Linked DNA regions of Homo sapiens: region 1 is linked to region 2. The links are chromatin loops, found by intact Hi-C in ENCODE. Cell type or tissue: MCF 10A. All regions are shown on one strand. Each heading gives the region's core, and the rest is flanking DNA. Links, peaks and the distances in the headings are about the cores only.

What was found. A loop is a pair of places that touch in the nucleus more often than their neighbours do. Peaks named below come from ENCODE experiments on the same cell type or tissue, not always from the same donor. Only the 100,000 strongest peaks of a DNase experiment are listed, where the experiment ranks them.
Region 1: it touches region 2 in a loop (17-fold over the local background); 29 of 110 quality-filtered maps call a loop at or near these places.

Annotation. Positions count from the first base shown.
Region 1 is chr12:63,821,357-63,829,692 of GRCh38, forward strand. It overlaps RXYLT1-AS1 (RXYLT1 antisense RNA 1), which reads right to left and starts at 800. Exons shown (of 4, transcript NR_126167.1): 1 at 573-800. It overlaps MIR10527 (microRNA 10527), which reads left to right and starts at 2,307; the gene lies at 2,307-2,371. It also overlaps the pseudogene PABPC1P4. In MCF 10A, for the core only: a CTCF peak has its summit at 4,834; a DNase peak (open chromatin) is centred at 4,845.
Region 2 is chr12:64,387,975-64,396,310 of GRCh38, forward strand. C12orf56 (chromosome 12 open reading frame 56) reads right to left here and starts at 2,784. Exons shown (of 13, transcript NM_001170633.2): 1 at 2,340-2,784. The coding sequence starts at 2,591. It also overlaps the pseudogene RPS11P6. In MCF 10A, for the core only: a CTCF peak has its summit at 4,487 (motif pointing left); a DNase peak (open chromatin) is centred at 4,447.

The DNA.
Region 1 (8,336 bases), core at 43-8,042, 570 kb before region 2:
TTTTATAGCTACAAGTGCCTACATCAGAAAAAAAGAAAAACTGGCCGGGCGTGGTGGCTCACGCCTGTAATCCCAGCACTTTGGGAGGGCTAGGCGGACAGATTACCTGAGGTCAGGAGTTCCATACCAGCCTGGCCAACATGGTGAAACCCCGTTTCTACTGAAAATACAAAAATTAGCCCCTTCTCCCGGCAGTTAGTGCTCAGAGTGCGGAGTGTGTGCTCCAGGCTCGGAACATACATTTATTATTAAAAAAAAATCTAAAAAAATATTTTAAAAACTTTCCCACAATTTACAAAAAATCCGCCTCTCCCCTGCCATAGACTTTTATTTTTTTCTTCTTCTTCTTTTATAAAGTAACCCCGTGAAGCAGCCGAGGCCGACTCGCCCGCCCGCAGCAGCTCCAAAAAGGAACCAAGAGACCGAGGCCTTCCCGCTGTCCGGACTGACACCTCCACCTTCGCCCGCAGCCAGCGGCAGCGGATCAACACCATTCTGGGGCGGTGAAGTAGTTTTCGATTCCGGGTGATTTTTGTCCCTCTGCGCTTGCGCTTGCGCTTGCCCCCGCTCACCTTCCCCCAGCTCCGGCCCCTAGCCCCAGCATTCGCTCTCCTCCTCTCACGGAAAGGTCGCGGCCTGTGGCCCTGCGAGCAGCAGTGCCGAGATGAACCCCAGTGCCCCCAGCTACGTCCTCGCTGTACGTGGGGGACCTCCATCCCGACGTGACCGAGGCGATGCTCTACAAGAAGTTCAGCGCGGCCGGGCTCATCCTCTCCATCCGGGTCTGCAGGGACATGATCACCCACGGCTCCTTGGGCTACGCGTATGTGAACTTCCAGTAGCCCGCGGACGCGGAGCATGCTGTGAACACTATGAATTTTGATGTTATAAAGGGCAAGCCAGTACGCATCGTGTAGTCTCAGCGTGATCCATCACTTCGCAAAAGTGGAGTGGGCTACATATTCATTAAAAATCTGGACAAATCCATTGATAATAAAGCACTGTATGATACATTTTTCTGCTTTTGGTAACATCCTTTCATGTAAGGTGGGCTGTGATGAAAATGATTCCAAGGGCTATGGATCTGTACACTTTGAGACACAGGAAGCAGCTGAAAGAGCTATGGAAAAAATGAATGGAATGCTCCTAAATGATCGCAAAGTATTTGTTGGACGATTTATGTCTCATAAAGAACGAGAAGCTGAACTTGGAGCTACGTGAAAGAGTTCACCAATGTTTACATCAAGAATTTCGGAGAAGACATGGATGATGAGCGCCTTAAGAATCTCTTTGGCAAGTTTGGGCCTGCCTTAAATGTGAAAGTAATGACTGGTGAAAGTGGAAAATCTAAAGGATTTGGATTTGTAAGCTTTGAAAGGCTTGAAGATGCACAGAAAGCTGTGGATGAAATGAAAGGAGCTCAATGGAAAACAAATTTATGTAGGTAGAGCTCAGAAAAAAGTGGAACGGCAGACAGAACTTAAGCGCAAATTTGAACAGGTGAGGCAAGATAGGATCACCAGATACCACCGTGTTAATCTTTATGTGAAAAATCTTGATGATGGCATTAATAATTAACGTCTCCGGAAAGAGTTTTCTCCATTTGGTACAATCACCAGTGCAAAGGTTATGATGGAGGGTGGTCGCTGCAAAGGGTTTGGTTTTGTATGTTTCTCCTCACCAGAAGAAGCCACTAAAGCAGTTACAGAAATGAATGGTAGAATTGTGGCCACAAAGCCATTGTATGTTGCTTTAGCTCAGCGCAAAGAAGAGTGCCAGGCTCACCTCACTAACCAGTATATGCAAAGAATGGCAAGTGTACGAGCTGTGCCCAATCTTGAAATCAACCCCTACCAGCCAGCACCTCCTTCAGGTTACTTCATGGCAGCTATCCCACAGACTCAGAACGGTGCTGCATACTATCCTCCTAGCCAAATTGCTCAACTAAGACCAAGTCCTCGCTGGACTGCTGAGGGTGCCAGACCCCATCCATTCCAAAATAGGCCCAGTGCTATCCGCCCGGCTGCTCCTAGACCACCATTTAGTACTATGAGACCAGCTTCTTCACAGGTTCCATGAGTTATGTCAACACAGCGTGTTGCTAACACATCGACACAGACAATGGGTCCACGTCCTGCAGCTGCTGCTGCTGCCACTCCACATTATAACTATGCTGCGGGAGTTCGCAGTCCTCAGAAACATCTTAATGCACAGCCACAAGTTACAATGCAACAGCCTGCTGCTCATGTACAAGGTCAGGAACCTTTGACTGCTTCCATGTTGGTATCTGCCCATGCTCAAGAGCAAAAGCAAATGTTGGGTGAACGGCTGTTTCCTCTTATTCAAGCCATGCACCTTACTCTTGCTGGTAAAATCACTGGCATGTTGTTGGAGATTGGTAATTCAGAACTTCTTCATATGCTGGAGTCTCCAGAGTCACTCCGTTCTAAGGTTAATGAAACTGTAGCTGTACTACAAGCCCACCAAGCTGAAGTGGCTGCCCAGAAAGCAGTTAACCGTGCCACCGGTGTTCCAACTGTTTAAAATTGATCAGGTACCATGAAAAGAAACTTGTGCTTCACAGAAGAAAAATATCTAAACATCGAAAAATGTAAATATTATTTTTTTAATAAACATTGCAAAATATAAAATAAATTTAAAAAGGAAAAGAAACTTTGAACCTTATGTACCGAGAAAATGCCAGGTCTAGCAAACATAATGCTAGTCCTAGATTACTTATTGATTTAAAAATTTTAAAAAAACACAAAAATAGTAAAATATGAAAACCAATTAATGTTTTATAGACTCTGGGAAAAAATTTTCAGCAAAGTGCAAAAATTTAAAGCATTCCTTTCTTTAATTTTGTAATTCTTTACTGTGGAATAGTTCAAAATGTCAGTTCTGTTTTAAGTAACAGAATTGATAACTGAGCTAGGAAACGTAATTTGGATTATAAAATTATTGCTTTAATAACAATTCCTTAAATGGTGAAAAAAATAATAATAATAAAATACAAAAATTAGCCGGGCATAGTGGCACGCGCCTGTAATCCCAGCTACTCAGGAGACTGAGGCAGGAGAATTTCTTGAACCCGGGAGGCAGAGGTTACAGTGAGCTGAGATCGCATCATTGTGTTCCAGCCTGGGTGACGGAGCAAGACCCCATCTCAAAAAAGAAGGAAGGAAGGGGGTGGGGGACGGGGAGGGGAGGGGAGAAGAGGCAGAAGGGTATTTGAGGGCATATGCTTTTTTCTCTCCATTAAATGAGGAACATAATATCACCCTGAAATTCCACTCCATTTTGTTAACCATGTGCAGAGGATATCGCTTTTAAAATACATATATTAAGGAACAGGCAACAGAGATTGTCCCTTAGGCGGGAAGCTGATGTGTAAAACAGACTCTTTTCCCTCACTGTATACATTTTAATACTGCATGGGTTTTGCATCATATGCTTGTATCTCCCAATTAATTGTAAAGCCAACAAAATCTTGGCTCAACTTAATGAATAATAAAAGTAATAGAGGGACCCTTTGACTTATATATGTCTATTATCTTCCGCATATATTTTGTTATCCCAATATACCTTGCACTGTAGCAAGGAATACATGTGATCATTTCAGCAGTTATAAAAGATCACAAAAAGTAGGGGAGAAAGGAGGAAAGGTAGGAAGGGAGGGAGGGAAGAATAGAAAGGAAAGGAATAAAATGTAGGCTGGTATAATAAAGTTGGTGCCGAGCGTGGTGGCTCACACCTGTAATCACAACACCTTGGGAGGTCAAAGCGGGCAGATCACTTGAGCCCAGGAGTTCTGAGACCAGCCTGGATAACATGGAGAAACCCCATCTCTACAAAATTACAAAAATTATCTGGGCATGGTGGCGCACAGCTGCAGTCCCAGCTACTCAGGAGGCTGAGGTGGGAGGATCACTTGAGCCCAGGAGGTTAAGGCTGCAGTGAGCTGTGATTGCACCACCACACTCCAGCCTTTTGAAACAGAGCCTGTCTCAAAAATAATAATAATATGGCTGGGCGTAGTGGCTCATGCCTGTAATCCCAGCTCTTTGGGAGGCCAAGACGGGTGATTCATTTGAGGTCAGGAGTTCAAGACCAGCCTGACCTACATAATTAAACCCTGTTTCTACTAAAAATACAAAAAATTAGCTGTGAGTGGTGGCATGTGCCTGTAATACCAGCTACTCAGGAGGCTGAGGCAGGAGAATCGCTTGAACCCAGGAGGTGGAGGTTACAGTGAGTCGAGATCATGCCACTGCCCTCCAATCTGGGCTACAGAGCAAAACTCTGTCCAAAAAATTAAAATTAAAATAATAGTAATACAAAGTTGGTGATTTGTGCTGAGCCAGTTTCTCTTTCAGGGGAAAAACATCACATCAGAAAACTAGATAAATATTATGATTAAAAGATATGAAATAGAATTTGATAAAAAGACATCAGATAGTCAAGGGTAAATTGTCAGTTAATAACAATATTTTTAAATGCTTTGTGGAGGGAAATTCCATGTCACAAAGACTTAGAAAAAAAGAGAAGGAAGACAAGCCTATCACGTATATCTATCTATAGATCTAGCCATATCTCCATCTCTCTATCATCCATCTACCTGTCTATATTTATATACCTATGGCAGATAGATATGTCTAGATTAAATAGTTAGGTAAATAGATAAAAATATATTAATTTGAAGTCTTTATGTACTAAGTACCATTTGATAGTTTTGGTTACAAAATAGAAATACAGAAACGGAAGTCATTTATTGTATTATGCCATGGAAAGTGGATGACTCTCATGGTGCAAGTGCAGTCTATGTCCGAAAGAGGGAGTAGTGAAATCACAGATAGCATCATGGTTTTTCTGACTTTTTGCTTCTGATATTTCCCAACTTAAGAGCCAGAGGAGAGTAGGGAACTGGGAAAGAAGAGTTTATCAGCTGTTGGATGAACAGATCTTTGGAGTAAGCAGTTGTCTCGCACACTGCAGCTTTACAGCCATTGAGCAGAACACCCAGCCACCAATGCCCTTCTGTGATTTCCCAAGTCCTTTCCTTTAACCTAAGAATTAAATACTTTTAAACATTCAATAATTATCAAGATGATATCCTTGTTGCTAGAAGCTTTTAATTCTACTTAAATGAACTGGTTAGAATCTAAAACGTGTTCATTGTTAAATAAACTGGTTAGAATCTAAAATGTATTCATTGTTTAATGAAAAATGGGTTCATATTCTTGACATTTGATTGCTAAATCAGAAACAAAAAGTAGGACATGTTGGCTGAATGTGGTGGCACATGCCTGCAATCTCAGCATTTTGGAAGGCCAGGGCAGGAGGATGACTTGGCGTCAGGAGATGGAGACCATCCTGGCCAACATAGTGAAACCCCGTCTCTACTAAAAATACAAAACTTAGCTGGGCATGGTGGCAGGCACCTGTAATCCCAGCTACTCGGGAGGCTGAGACAGGAGAATCACTTGAAACCAGGAGGCAGAGGTTGCAATGAGCCGAGATCACGCCACTGCACTCCAGTCTGGGCAACAGGGTGAGACTCCGTCTCAAAAAAAAAAAAGTAGGAAGTGTTTGTCAAAAGAGCCATATTAAAGTTTCTCAGAGTTTCAATAGCTTTAAATTATTCTTCATGTGAAAAGACAAATATTATTACTTAGATTTATTAAGTGATACATTCATGATACATTTTATTAAATAATACATTCATGAGTTCCTCATGTAAATTTCACTTAAAGTTACTTAAATTTAATAAATACTACTTAAATAACCATCAAGGCCTATGGGGGTTCAATTACATTTTCACATTGGCGTTATCCGGCATGTCAGGTAGGTATCTTACATTGTTCCACATTATCCAGACAATTCAAGGAACAGGAAAGGCAGATGGCCAATAAACATATGTAAACATGTTCATCCTTTCTAGTAATCAGGGAAATGCACATTAAAATAAAAAGGAGAAGCCATTTATACTCATCATATTGGCAAAAATTTTAAAGTCAAATTTGAATTTGTAGGAAAATGGACGCCTTCATGCATTGCCAGAGGAGGTTAAATTGGTAGAACCACTTTGGAGAGCAATATAGTCCATATAATGAAGTTAATGATGCATACTCCCTACAATCCAGCAATTCCACTCCCCTTCAGTTAAAAACCTGGCTGCACATTAGATTCATTACCCCAGTGGGCTATCAACCCATTGGCCTATTAAGAAAATCTTTTTGTTTCTTTTGAGTCAGGGTCTTGCCCTGTTGCCCAGGCTGGAGTACAGTGGCACGATCAATACCCACTGAAGCCTTGACCTCCTGAGCTCAAGCGATCTTTCCCCTTCAACCTCCTGAGTAGCTAAGACTACAGGCGCATGTCACTATGCCTGGCTAGCTTTTAAATTTTTTGTAGAGATGAGGTCTTGCTATGTTGCCCAGGCTGGCCTTGAACTCCTGGGCTCAAGTGATACTCCCAGCTTGGCCTCTCAAAATGCTGGGATTGCAGGTGTGAGCCACTGTGCCCGGCCCCTATGAGAAATTCTTGCACATGTACATAGAAAACAAATTCAAAAATTTTTATAACATTGCTTATAACAAAAAAAAGGAAATAATGTCCACCAACAGGAATATAGAGAAATAAAATGTTGTGTAGTCATTCAACAGAAAACAAAACTGTACAAAATACCGGCACATGCTGCGTGATTGAATCTCCCAAATACAATTTTGAGAAGTAATAGGCAAAGAACACATACAGTAGAATTCTACGTAGCATATAAAATGAATAAACTAAACCTATATATAAACCTACATAGCAATTAAAATGAATAAACTAAACCTATAAATCCTGTGCTAGTTTTCTACAGCTTCTATTTAAAAAGTTACCAGGCCAGGTTTGGTGGCTCATGCCTGTAATCTGACAGCACTTTGGGAGGCTGAGGCGGGTGGATCACCTAAGGTCAGAAGTTTGAGACCAGCCTGGCCAACATAGTGAACCCCCATCTCTACTAAAAATACAAAAATTAGCTGGGCGTGGTTGTGGGTGCCTGTAATCCCAGCTTCTTGGGAAGCTGAGGCAGAAGAATCACTTGAACCCAGGAGGTGGAGGTTGCAGTGAGCTGAGATTGCGCCATTGCACTCCAGCCTGGGTGACAAGAGCAAAACACCATCTCAAAACAAGAAAAAAAAAGTTACCATAGGCCAGGGGCAGTGGCTCACATTTGTAATTCTAGCACTTTGGAAGGCCAAGGTAGGAGGATGGCTTGAACCCAGGTCTTCAAGGCCAACCTGGGCAACATGGCAAGACCTTGTTTCTACCAAAAGGAAAAAAACTAGCCAGGCATAGTGGTGCATGCCTGTAGTCCCAGCTACTCAGGAGGCTGTGGTGGAAGGATTGCTAGAGTCCAGGAGTTCAAGGCTGCAGGGAGCCATGTTCACACCACTGCACTCCAGCCTGGGCAACAGAGAAAGACCCTGTCTCAAAAAAAATTACTGAAAACTTAATGGCTTGAAACAATACAAATTTCTTCTCTTACCTTTCTAGAGATTCGAAATCCAGAATGGCACTCACTGAGCTAAAATCAAGATGTCAGTAGGACTGTTGTGTTTTTAATGTGTCCCTCAAGAAGTAAGTGTTAGAAACTTAATCTCCAATGCAATAGTGTCAGGAGGTGGGACCTAATAGGAAGTGTTTAGATCATAAGGGCTCCACCCTCATGAATAGGGTAATGCAGATTAGAAAAGGGCTTGAGGCTGTGAATTCTCTCTCTCTCTCTCTCTCTCTGTCTCTCACTCTCTCTCTTTGTCTTTCACCCCTCATGCCCTCTCACGTCCCATCATGGCATGACACAGCCAAAGGCCCTTGCCAGATGCCAGGCCTCTTGATCTTGGACTTTCCAGCCTCCATGACTATGAGAAATAAATTTCTTTTCTTTATATATTACACAGTCTGTGCTATTCTGTTATAGCAACACAAAATGGACTAAGACAGTTGTGTTTCTTCCTGAGGGCTGTATGGGATAATTCATATCTTTGTTTTATTCAACTTCTAGATGCTGCCTGCCTTCCTTGGCTTGTGGCTTCTCCTTTCATCTTCAAAGCCAGCAATTCCATCTGCAACCTTAATTCCCCTTTGCCATATAAGAAAACATATTCACAATGCAGGGCAAAAATAATAATAATAATTTCCCTCTACCCTCTTAGGCTCAGTGGCTGAGCCTGTGAAATAAACTGATAAAAGACATATTAAGAGGAGTAAAACATACAAATTTTATTTGATCTTAAAAGTTTTACATGGGAAGGGGGAATTACAGAGAAGAGAACCCACCCCCACCAAAG
Region 2 (8,336 bases), core at 198-8,197:
TTTTTTGTTTTTGAGACAGAGTTTTGCTCCTGTTGCCCAGTCTGGAGTGCAACGGCGCCATCTCAGCTCACTGCAACCTCTGTCTCCCTGGCTCAAGTGATCCTCCTGCCTCAGCCTCCTGAGCAGCTGAGATAACAGGCATGCGCCACCACACCCAGTGGCGCATTGGCCCAGGCTGGTCTCGAACTCCTGACCTCAGGTGATCCACCTGCCTCAGCCTCCCAAAGTGCTGGGATTACAGGCGTGAGCCACCATGCCTGGCCCCTTTTAAAGTGTTTTGTTTGTTTGTTTAGAGACAGTCTAGCTGTGTCACCCAGGCTGAAGTGCAGTGGTGAGATCATGGCTTACTGCAGCCTCGAACTCCTTAACTCAAAGTATCCTCCCACTTCAGCCTATGAAGTAGCTTGTACCACCGGCATGCACCACCATACACAGCTATTTATTTTTATTTTTGTAGAGACGGTGTCTTGCTAGGTTACCTAAGTCTCCAACTCCTAGGCTCATGTGATTCCCCTGCGTTGGCCTCCCAAAATGCTGGGATTACAGGCATGAGCCACCTTACCCAGTCTAAAGTTTTAAAAAACACTTAGTAAAGGAAATTTAAATTAAAAAAAAATTTAGTTCAAGGCCAGGTGCTGTGGCTCTTGTCTGTAGTGGATCACTTGAGCCCAGGAGTTTGAGACTAGCTTGGGCAACACTGCAAGATCCTGTCTCTACAAAAAAAAATTTTTAATTAGCCAGCTGTGATGGCATGAGCCTGTAGTCCCAGCTACTTGGGAGGCTGATGTGGGAGGATCGCTTGAGCCCTGGAGGCTGAGGCGGCAGTGAGCCGTGATGGTGCCACTGCACTCCAGCCTGGATGACAGAGTGAGACTGTCTCCAAAAAAATTGTTTTAGTTCAAGAGAATGGAAACAATGGTAGTGAGGAAAAGCAATGTTGTATCCCGAACTTTTCCTCAACAAAGAAAATAAATTGGCACAGTTACATTAGTTCACAAAGGTATTCCGAGTAGAAAAAAAATCTTTTTTTTTCATTTAATTTTATTCTTTTCTTACAGACTCGTTCAAAACAAGCCATGACTCCTCAGCAAAACAGCTCCATCAAGCGTCTCGCCAACCTCTCCCTTGGGGCTCAGTCAAGGGAATGAAAAAACGAGGCTAGACACCTGTCCCCAACGGAAAAACCAAGAACACACCTGGAGAGCAGCTCAGACAAAGGGAGCCAGGCGGGGAAAACAGTAATTGGAGAGGAGACCGTGCTTCCAGTCTGTTGCTGGTTTACAAGGTAAATCTATTCCTGGACGAAAGGGGTACAGGAACAGCACCCGAAAACCGGCGACAGGCTGTGGCAGGCCCGACGTCTTTCAAGCCCAGCTCCTAGCGTCGACGCCCCTCCTTCCAAGACGTTTCCCAGCAGGCCCTGCGCCCAGTTTGGATCAAGTGAGCCGCCTGAGATTGCCAAGCGTCCTGTGCGCATCTCATTAACGCATCTGCTTATTCATGCATTTATTCTTTTGCTGGGGAGGGGGTGGAGGGGAACGGTGTCTCACTCATTCTGTAGCTCAGGCTGGAGTGCAGGTGGGGCGATCTCGGCTCACGGCAACCTCCGCCTCCCAGGTTCAAGCGATTCTTGTGCCTCAGCCTCCCAAGTAGTTGGGATTACAGGTGCACACGACCACGCCTGGGTAATTTTTGTACTTTTGGTGGAGACGGCGTTTCACCATGTTGGCCAGCCTGGTCTCGAACCCCTGACCCCCGGTGATCTATCCACCTTGGCCTCCCAAAGTGTAAGGATTATAGGCGTGATCCACGGCACCCGGCCTTATGCATTTATTCTTATTGAGCATCTAACATGCTCTAAGCATCGGGGGCAAAAAAGTAAATGAGATATAACAGCACTTAACACACAGCATTTATTTGCACGGGTGTTGGCTTTCTAGCCCTCCAGCGACTGCTTCTAGGTAGGGGCCCTCTTTCGTTTTTGCATCCTCCGAGTCTAGCACAGTGCCTGGCACTGACTAGGTGCTTTGTTAACAAAGGAATGACTTTAAAAGGTATTTTTGATAGGGAGCTCGGTTCTCAAACCTGTAGCCCTACGTGGGGTAGGGGAGGCGGGAGAATGGGTGAACAGGCAGACACGAGGAGAATGGGAGACGTGTTTGTATTAGGAGTGCTCACAGCAATCCACAGCTTCCCTGTGTTCCTCGTTCTCAAATAAGAGGAGGGGAGTCGAGGGCAGGATGGGGCAGCCCTCCCCGCGCAGGAGGGCTGGGTTTGGGGGCCCCAGCCGGGAGTTCTCACTGCGCTCCCGAGCCCGCCTGCCCACCCGCGCCGCTCACCAGGTCAATGGCCACGACGTCCCGCAGAGCCACTACCCGCCGGATGGACTTGGGCGGGTTCTCGGTTAGGTAGACGAGCCGGTCGCTTAGCACCACATACTTGAGGATGTGGTTCTCAGAGTTGGACACCACGATGCATGGCTCGTAGGCGCGGACCGCGTCGTAGACCTCGGGCGGCAGATGCCGCCGCAGGAACACATCCAGGCGGCTGTTCCTGCGCGCGGGGAAGCCGGACGGCAAGGGGCTGGCCATGCCCGGCGCCCGCAGCGTGGCGGAGTGCTGGGACTCGAGGCCCTCAGCTCGCCCTCTCCCCGCCCCCGCGCTGGAACCCGCGCGCCACAAAGCCGCCGGCCACGCGTCGCCTCCTCTCCAGGCGCGGGGACCCGGGCCGCAACTGCAGGAATCGACGCTAGGTCGGCTTCCCTGGAGCGCCCTCCCCAGCCCTGTCCAGCCTCTCGATCTTTGTCCTAACCTCAGACGGCGATGGGCGGGGCAAGACGCTGGTCCTTCAGGCCCGAGTTGATGGGCACCTCGGGCTCATCACCGTGAAGTCCCCTGCGGCCGAAGGGCGGTGGATTTTTAGGGTCTCTCCCGCCCACCCCTAATGCCAGTCCCCACCACTGCGTACTCTGTTGCGGATCACACCATCCAATACAAACTTTATTGGTAATGGAAGCCAGCTTCAATCTGGTTTCCTGTTAGAAACTTGAAAGAGTTTAATTTACCGATTTATTTTTAACAACCCTAGAAACCTATTAAACCCAATCACACAGATTTAGCTTTTGGTTATAACATGGCCTGGCACAGCTTTCTGATATTGTCGGAGTGTAAACATAGGTCTTCTTTCTCCAACCAGTGAGAAAGGGATTTTTTTTTTCTTTTCTCTTTTTTTTTTTGAGACGCAGCTTTGCTCTTGTTGCCCAGGCTGGAGTGCAATGGCGCCATCTCGGCTCACCGCAACCTCCCCCTCCCGGGTTCAAGCGATTCTCCTACCTCAGCCTCCTGAGTAGCTGGAATTACAGGCATGCGCCACCACGCCCAGCTAATTTTGTATATTTTAGTAAAAACGGGGTTTCTCCATGTTGGTCAAGCTGATCTCCAACTCCCGACCTCAGGTAATCCGCCCGCCTCGGCCTCCCAAAGTGCTGGGATTACAGGCGTTAAGTCACCTCGCCCAGCCTTTGAGAAAGGGATTCTTCACATGAATTGATGTGAGCACACCCAAACCAACCTAAGGCATATGGTTTTGTTTCCAATGCCCAGGACAATCTATGCAGGAAGAATGAATGGGTGATGCTGGCATCTTGAAAAGTTGAAGCTGATAGACTGAAGAATGCGGATTACATACCCTGAGGCTGCAGAGGAGTAAGTATTCCTTAGTTTTTACAGGCCAAGAATAACTTACTAATTAGGTTAGAGAAATGAGAAGGGCACAACAGAAATGCTCTAAGTCAGAAGTTCCATTTTTTATTTCGAATCCTAGAAAAGTTATTCTCTTCCCCTCCCCATTGACCCAAAAACCTGATAATGAAACCATATCGTTCATTGCTGTGGCTGCCAGCAACCCTGAATCAAATTTGATATATTCTTTATATTCTCCCTTTCTACATATTTTATTATTGTATACTGTATGTTATAAGCAACTTCAAATCCCTTGTGGAAAGAAGGTATAAATATATTACAATCCATAAACAGATATTGTAGACTACACTAGTACAAAGGGAAAGAGAAATGTTTTGGTCTGGCTAAACTTTTTTTTTTTTTTTTTTTTTGAGACAGAGTCTCCCTCTGTCACCCAGGCTGGAGTGCAGTGGCATGATATCGGCTCACTGCAGCCTCTGCCTCCTGGGTTCAAGCCATTCTCCTGCCACAGCCTCCCAAGTAGCTTGGACTACAGGTGTACACCACCATGCCTGGCTAATTTTTTTTCTGTGTGTATTTTTAGTAGAGACAGGATTTCACCATCTTGGCCATGGCTTGTCTCCTGACTTCAACTGATCTGCCTGCCTTGACCTCCCAAAGTGCTGGGAATACAGGCATGAACCACCGCCATGTAAGGGTCTGGCTAGACTTAAGTCTAAGATCATGTTAAGGAACTCAAGTGAGTAAAGAGAAGTGCCACCTGCTGGCAAAATCTTAAATGACCTAGTAGTTAAAGTTTTCTTAGGATCTCATCACACATCTGAGCCTTCCTAACTTCATAAATGGATGAAAAATGAATGAACTACACCATCCGTAGCAACCTTTATTGATAAAAGATGCCGCATGGCTATTTCCTCCAAAATAAAGACTACTCATTATCTAAACCACTCTAAATAGAGTTTGTTGCTTCAAACTAACAGAAAGGCAAAGGCGCTTCACCTCTGCTGAATAGCCACACCTCACAAAAGCAGTTGAAAGATGAATGACTACAATATCAGAGGTGGAAAGTGAGGCCCACATAAGGGAAAGGCCTTATCTTAGTCTACTATTTTGTGTCTCTCAGGCTTCCTACTTCATACCTACTTCCCAGGACTAAGAGAAACAGAATGACTGGACCAGGACCAAAAAAGACAGCATACTTGATATATCTGCCAAGAAGCCCATCTTGAATAAGCTTTTGGTGACAAGTGCACTAAGCTTAGCAAACATTAAAATGAAGCACAGGCTGGGTGTGGTGGCTCATGCCTGTAATCCCAGCACTTTGGGAGGCCGAGGCGGGTAGATCAGTTGAGGTCAGGAGTTTGAGACCAACCTGGCCAACATGGTGAAACCCCATCTCTACTAAAATTACAAAAAATTAGTTGGGTGTGGTAACACATGCCTGTAATCCTGGCTACTCGGGAGGCTGAGGCAGGAGAATTGCTTGAACCCGGGAGGTGGAGGTTGCAGTGAGCTGAGATTGCCCTACTCCACTCTGGCCTGGGCAACAGAGCAAGACTCTGTATCTAAAATTAAAAAATAAATAAATAAATAAAATGAAGCACAGAAAGAAGGGAATTTGACTGGGAGATTGGTGATCAAGGTGACTTCAGTTAAACTTTTAACTTCGTGGCACACAGAGAAGGCAATACAATGGTTTCCAGGCACTGTACAGCAGTGTTGCCAAGGTAACAGCAAAATTTCTATTGCAGGAAATGGATTTAAATATATAGGAAAGATCACTAGATTTGGAGTCAGGAGAACTAGATAAGGGCACTAACTCTGTTATCTATCAGACTTTTGGAAAGTCACAACCTTTCCGAGCCTCAGTTTCATCATCTATAAAATGTGAGGATCAAATGTGATGAATTATAGACTCTATGAGCACTACAGACATATGAAGCATTCACATTCCCTTATCTTTTGGTAAGCTTTACATCAATCCATGGCCCATAGGCCACCTGCAGCCCAGGAAGGCTTTAAATGTGGCCCAACACAAATTCATAAATGTCTTAAAACATTATGAGATTTTTTTGCGATTTTTTTTTTTTTTTTTAGCTCATCAGCTATCATTAGTGTTAGTATATTTTATATGTGGCCCAAGACAATTCTTCTTCTTCCAATGTGGCCCAGGGAAGTCAAAAGCCTGGATACCCCTGTTTTACATGGTTAACCCAAATGCACCAAAGATAGGTACCCCCTCCTTATCTTGTAAGTTCATCCAAACTCAAGAAACATTTGGCAAAGGAACTCCTGCAATCAAGCACTTAATAGATGTTTCTTGACAAAATTATCAAAAGGAATGGGACATTACTTACCTGGACTAATCCTCAAATGCAGTCTCCTTGAATTTCATCAGAACAGTGGTCTTAGGTACAGGGATGGTCAATTTAAATAATTCGAAGCACAGTAGTTATGAGCATAGAACTGTAGAGCCAGATGACCTGGGTTCAAATTCCAGCTCTCCTATTCAGTAGCTGAATGACCTATGCCTCAGTTTCCCCATCTATGAAATGGAGATAATAGTACCAACCCCCAAAGGGTTATTACGAGGATTTAAAAAGTTTCAATAGTACCTAGAACAGGAACCTGGACTGGAGTAAATACTATATAAGCGTCTAAAGAACAAGTTGACTGGGCATGGTGGCTCACACCTGTAATCCCGGCACTCTGGGAGGCCCAGGTGGGTGGATCACATGAGGTCAGGAGTCCGAGACCAGCCTGGACAGCATGGTGAAACCCCATCTCTACCAAAAAATACAAAAATTAGCCAGCGTGGTGGCGGGCACCTGTAGTCCCAGCTACCTGGGAGGCTGAGGCACAAGAATCACTTGAACCCGGGAGGCAGAGGTTGCAGTGAGCCAAGATGGCACCACTGCACTCCAGCCTGGGCAACAGAGTGAGACTCTGTCTTAAAAAATAAAGAAAGAAAGAAAGAATAAGTTCAACAAGTATGTGATTTCCTGTTACATATGTGGTCGTTCTGCTCCCTATCTACAAGGTAATATTAAATTCTTCTGATTGGATACAAGTCTAACTTTCTGAGATTGACCCAAGGCAAATTTTACCTTTTTTGGGTCACATTTTTAGTGGAGAAGAGACCAGCAGGTTAGGCCATGAGAACCATGTAAGGATTCCAAACTAGAAGTACTCTTCAATGCTTCTAGGGATCCCAAGTATTCCCATTCCCCCCACTTGAAACTAAAGACAGACAGTACACACAGTAAGATATTTAGAATATGTGGCCTATAAATAGAACCTGACCTTTTTTTTTTTTTCTTGAGAAGGAGTTTCACTCTATCACCCAGGCTGGAGTGCAGTGGCGCAATCTCGGCTCACTGCAACCTCCACCTCCCGGGTTCAAGCAATTCTCCTGCCTCAGCCTCCCAAGTAGCTGGGATTACAGGCATGCACCACCATGCCCGGCTAATTTTGTATTTTTAGTAGAGACGGGGTTTCTCCATGTTGAGGCTGGTCTCGAACTCCTGACCTCAGGTGATCCGCCTGCCTTAGCCTCCCAAAGTGCTGGGATTACAGGCATGAGCCGCCACACCCAGCCCTAAACCTGACTTTTTAAAGGTGTCTCATTTAGGAATCTCTTAGTGCTTCAACTTAGTTGTTTTTTTTGTTGTTGTTGTTGTTGCTTGTTTTTTGTTGTTGTTGTTTTTGTTTTGTTTTGTTTTGTTTGAGACAGAGTTTCGCTCTTGTTGCCCAGGCTGGAGTGCAATGGTGCGATCTTGGCTCACTGCAACCTCTGGCTCACCGCAACCTCTGCCTCCCAGGTTCAAGCAATTCTCCTACCTCAGCCGCACAAGTAGCTGGGATTACAAGCATGCACCACCACACCTAGCTAATTTTTGTATTTTTAGTAGAGACAAGGTTTCTCCATGTTGGTCAGGCTGGTCTTGAACTCCCCACCTCAGGTGATCCACCTGCCTTGGCCCCCAAAGTGCTAGGATTACAGGCGTGAGCCACCGCGCCCAGCCCTATACTTATTATTAATGGATACTGATCATTTAAATATCTACTATTAGTAATCTACTATTAGTAATTAGATGACATACAAAGGAAAGATGTCATTGTTATAAAAACCAGACAAATGATTTGGATTAATGTTTTCTTTCACTGAATAATACTCCAATGCTCTATTTTGCCTCTCAGGCTTCCTGCTGCACATGTACTTCCTGTAAGAGGAACTAATGGTTGGAATAGGACCAATAAAGGCAGCATTCCTGACCTGTTTTCCAACTTCTTTCTCTGCCAAGAAGCCCATTATGCATAAGCTTTTAGTGACAATGACATTCGGCTTTAAGAACAATGAGATGAAACACACAGAGAATCTGACACAGAACTCAGCAGCTATCAGCTCGTAATTATGTTCTTTTTGGTTCAACTCAATACATTTCACAAATATTTACTGAGAAATATTTATTAGCCATAAACAGAATCAGGATAACACTTACTTTCAATCTTTAAAAATTGTCTAGTTTTGGCCGGGCATGGTGGCTCACACCTGTAATCTCAACATCTTGGAAGGCCGAGACAGGTGGACCATGAGGTCAAGAGATCGAGACCATCTTGGCCAACATGGTGAAA